Linked DNA regions of Homo sapiens: region 2 is linked to region 1. Evidence: read pairs that join two places in POLR2A ChIA-PET (ENCODE). Cell type or tissue: K562. All regions are shown on one strand.

Region 1 (2,500 bases):
GTGAATCCTGGCTTCTTGCACATAGTAGCTGCTCAAGAAATGGTCATTGAGCCATATTAGTTGAGTAAACCAGTTTTCTTCTGATTGAATTTGAACAGCAAAGATTTTTAGCTTTCTTCTTTGGTATTTAAATAAAAGTAATGTTATTTGTTCTATTTGCCATTATATTGTGATTTTTGGTGGTACAGAAAGGAAGATTTTTCCCATTACCCCTACCATGTAGTCGTTGGGCATTTGTTGTTTGGAAGGCATGGTAAATTAGCACAGGTCAGGCAGTCAATTTTATTGAGTACCTGTAGGCACTGTGTTGGCCTCCTCATCTGGCTATATAGAGCTACCCTGGAGATCCTCATGCATAGACAACTGTCTGACTGCAACCTCTGGACACCATCAGCTGTGGCTTTCATCAAGTTCCCAAAGGCATCCTTGACCCCAGAGGTTAAGTGAATGAATCTCACACCTGTCTCCCTGAAAGATTTCTAAAATGTCAGTGGCATTTGGACAGGTTCACAGCTGCTCTGATCCACAGCATTTTCTAGAACTTCCTTTTACCTCGATGGGGGAGGAGGAATGCCTGTGAACTTGAGCTGACCTTCAAGACGCTGTAGGGCTCTTGGGCAAATTATGGACAAGACCTACATTGTTAGGATAGGCCCAGAAATCCAGCTTGCTAATAAATAGCCTTGGGAGGTGCTCACAGTCGAGTCATAGCATTTGGCATTTCCCTGTACTCTAGCCTGTGTAGGATTTCTGGATGCTTAGGACTGTAACCAAACTTGAACTCTTGCCTGGGAATATGCCCTCCCCCACACCCCCAGACCTTTTTTTGCCATCTAAATGACAAAGATAACTATCAGTAACATTTTGAACTTTCCTACAAAATTGCATTCTTCGTGGTGTATAGTAGGAAGCATTTCTTTACCTTGGAACTTTAGAAGAGGGTCTGAACTGAGCAAAAATTAGTGTCCCTGCCTTTTTAACGGCTGGACACTTATCACAAAGCTGTGCCAACATCAGTGATGGTGCACCCACAAAGGTGTTTGGTCTTGATAAGCTTCTAAAGAAGCAGACTTTGTTGTTGTTTTAAACAGTAATGAACTGTTTCAGTTTCATAAAAAAAAAAGAGACATTCTTTCTTAAATAGAAAAGGGCAGAAAGTTTATAGAGAATAATGTCTAACTTGCTAATGCAGTGTTTGCCTTTGCTCTGTGGCATGTGTGTGTGTGTGTGTTTATGTAGGCATGCCTACACGGCTGCTTGTGTTAATACTTAGTATAAAGCCTTAAAATGGATACCAGATTGGCTATGTAACCTTGGAAGATTTATTTACACTCTCAGTTTCTTTTATTCCCAATCTTTTATCAAATGGTGTTTATTATATTCTCTGAAACCATTAAATAAAAAGGACTGTGGAAAAATTCTAAAATGCTAAAATTATTCCAGGCTAAAAAAAGTATTACAATAGGATGATGATGTTTAACCCATCTACTTGAAATAAAAAGCCGAGCAAATCGAAATGTGATATATTTTAGAAGGTATTTCTTAGAGAAAAAAATGTTTAATGTTCCTTCTAGACTGCCATTATTCATTGTATTTTTATTTTAAACATAATTATGAAATATTTTGAAAGTAATCAAGTAAATGTGGTGACATTTTTTTCTCTGGTTGAGCCAAGTGATAATAACAGATAACTGTTATCTATAATGCATACTACGTTGACTCATTAAAGCCTCATCTTTGTTAAAACATTGAATATAGGATTTGAGAAGAGGAGAAGTTTCCTTATTTAGGAAAGGTTTTTGGTAGGTCTTTCTTGAAGAAATGGAGAAAATGGCCTGCTGATCTAATCTGAGGACGAATAAGAGAATCCTCCTCCCTGTGGCTATCATTCCTATGGTGCTATACCTGTGTGGGTGTGGATGTGATGGTGTGTGCCTTTGTTGGGGGAAAGAGAGCACAGATTGTCATAAGGTTGTACCCTTAATTCTCATCTTCTGTACTTATAGGAACTGTGTGCTTGCCTAGAGACAGCAGCATTTGGTCCTTGAAAAACGGGATTTCCTGTGCACCCCTTAGAAATCCTCAGGGGCTGATACAAAGAGTAATTTCAAAGAGTTTACCTTAAGAGCTTTGTCACTGAGTGCAGAGAAAGGAATTTCTGTGATGATTCCAAACTTAGAGTCAGTGCTAAGGAAGAATCCATAGAGCTCCAAGGACTTCAACCTCAGGGGAGAAAAGCAGTAATTTATGGATCTTTCTAGAAATTACGGTTGGGTTCTTTCCCCTCTCAACCCAGGCTTCCTTAGTCACGTGACTGGAATTTAATTATCAGTGCCATAAATAATCTTGTGAATGGAAGCAGTGTATTTGGCAGTGAATTTCTGCTTCCTAAAGAGAAAGGAACCTTTAGAAGTTATTTGAAATAATTCTGTATTAGCCACGATCCTGGAGGCAAATGGTCACAGAAGCAGAGGATGGTATCCCCAGAGAAAAGTGGGTT
Region 2 (2,500 bases), 60 kb after region 1:
TTAAAATTTCTTGTATTTGATTTTGTTTGATAAGCTCAAACAAAAATGGAATGTGAAACTAGATGTCATCTCAAAGAGAAATCAATATTGGTTCATTTATTGAATGCCTACTATGCTAGGTGCTATAAGAATCCCATCCTTGCTCTGTGATCAAAGTCTGATTGAATCAGGAGCTGTGTGTCTTTCCTTCCTCCCCAACATGCATTTATTGCCTTTTCATTCAAATTTTAAATATTTTAAATGTTGACTTTTCTACAAAAATCTGGGATACAGGTGTGAAAACCTTACTAAAAATCATGTGGAACAAAAAGAATTTGATACAATTTAGCATTGATTCCAAATTTTTTAAAACCAGTAACAAAGGAGAATAGTATCCTTAACAGGATAAAATTATCTATGTCATGTCAACAGAAGGAATCATACTGAATTGTGAAATATTGGAATCATCTCCCCTAAGATCAGGAAGAAAACAAAGATGGCTGCTATCACCATTATTATTTAATGTTCTTCTAGAAGTTTTGGACAATGTCATATTATATGACTTAGAAATAAGAATTATAACTATCTGAAAGGAAGAAATGAAATTATCACTATTTGGAAATGATAGAATTATCTACCTAGACAAAAGGTTTAATTAAAAAACATTTGGAATTAATAAGAAAATTTAGCAGAAGATCTAGTTAAAAGATAAACATCCCAAAGCCAAAAATTGTGTTATATAATCATCTCCAATAAGAAGCTGTGACAGAAAAAAGATCTCATTCAGGAGAGCAATAAAAAACAGAATATCTAGAAATAACCTTAAAATAATTTGACAGTAATTTGATGGAAAGACCTACTGTGAAGTGGGTGTTCTGAATTATGAGAGTTATATGAATAGGAAGGAATGGCATCTAATGGTATCACCCCTTAAATATTTCTGTCAAATCATAACCTAGAAGTTATCTCTTACTCTTCTTTCATGTTTCATATCTAATCATCCACTAAGTTCCCCGAGTCCACCTTTTCATTAGCATGCAAATTAATTCCTATCCTACCCTATGTTTCCTTCAATTTTAGACCTTTATTATTTCTAACCTAGACTTTGTAACCTCTTTACTCCCAGTCTTTCCCAATCATCTATCCCTTCATTACACTACTGCCAGAGTGATCTTTCTGAAATAACAACTATTGCTCCTTTGTTAACATACCTTCATTGACTCCCTCTCACCAGCTGTATAAAGTCCACTCTCCTCACCCGCATCCCGTTTTTCACACTTGGGCACACCCTGCTCCAGCTCTGTGTTCTAGCTGGGTTGCCATGCTTACAGTTTACCAAGGTGCTGTGCTTTACCAGTGCCTCAGTACTGCAGTGTCAGTGCAGGGCCATTGCGTCTTCTGGTTTCTCTACAGGACACTCTCCATCTAAATGGCTTCACAGTGTGGAAAACTCCAGCTCTTCTTTACATTCAGTTTAGGCATTGGATCACTTGGAAAACCATTCCACACACTTTCTTGCAGTTAGGGACTTACCTTCCCTGTTTCCTGAGAAGCTTTGTATACTTCTGCCACAGTACTTATCACATTATACTGTAGCTACTAGTGACCCCCACTAGAGTGTAAAGCTCGTTGCATCTCTAGCATGTAGCTCAGTGGCTGGCTCTTTGTTATTTGTTGAAATGTATATTTTTAACAAATTTGATACTCATGAAGTTCTGTGTTTCTGAGATAATTTTATAGTTACACAGCTGTTTTCTGGGACAGTTACTTTAAAATTTCCTGGTTTTTTCTTTTGCATATTGGAACTAAGCAATGACTGGATATAAAGTATCACTATACACATATTTGATGTCACCACTAAAGTTTGACCAATGTTTAATGGTTTTTCAGGAATAAAAATAAAGTCCTATGAATTAGGATATAAATTGTGTTTATGTTGCCACTGCTTACCATTTCTTTGTTAGATGTTATGCCTAGATTAATGTCATTAGCTTATATGCTGAAAATGTAATCACATAATGTTTTTAAAATAGTAAATGACACAATTATTATATATATGTAAAATTCAGATCCATTCAAAAAATATCCATGTTCTTTTATATGCTTAGGACTCAACTTGGTGCTATTGTATTTAGCTATTGTAAAATAGCTCAGCCTTTAAGAAGTTTGTATATAAGGTAAGACCTGCTTATATAACAGCCAATTTAAGATTAAAAATAGCAGTCTAAGCTGAGTATAGTGGCACATGCCTATAGTCCCAGCTACTCAGGAGGCTAAGGCAGGAGGATTGCTTGAGCTAAGAGTTTAAGGCTACAGTGAGCTGTGATTGTAACTGAGAATAGCCACTGTACTCCAGCCTGGGTAACACAGAGAGACCATGCCTCAGTGTAAAAAACAAACAAACAAACAACAACAACAAAAAAAAACAAAACAAGAAATAATACAACAGTATTGCATTCTGAGAGGGCCTATATCATCTATTTTATAGATAAGGAAACTGACTTTCAAAGAAATTCTGTGA

Evidence for each region. Peaks named below come from ENCODE experiments on the same cell type or tissue, not always from the same donor. Only the 100,000 strongest peaks of a DNase experiment are listed, where the experiment ranks them.
Region 2: POLR2A ChIA-PET joins it to region 1 with 5 read pairs; 2 of 35 experiments call an interaction of 5 or more read pairs at or near these places.

What each region holds. Positions count from the first base shown.
Region 1 is chr1:61,169,800-61,172,299 of GRCh38, forward strand. All of the region lies in intron 2 of NFIA (nuclear factor I A), which reads left to right. Among named protein-coding and RNA genes, the nearest start is that of NFIA-AS1, 82 kb to the right of the region's middle. In K562, no CTCF peak of the experiment used is centred here; a DNase peak (open chromatin) is centred at 1,022.
Region 2 is chr1:61,229,477-61,231,976 of GRCh38, forward strand. All of the region lies in intron 2 of NFIA (nuclear factor I A), which reads left to right. Among named protein-coding and RNA genes, the nearest start is that of NFIA-AS1, 23 kb to the right of the region's middle. In K562, no CTCF peak of the experiment used is centred here; no DNase peak of the experiment used is centred here.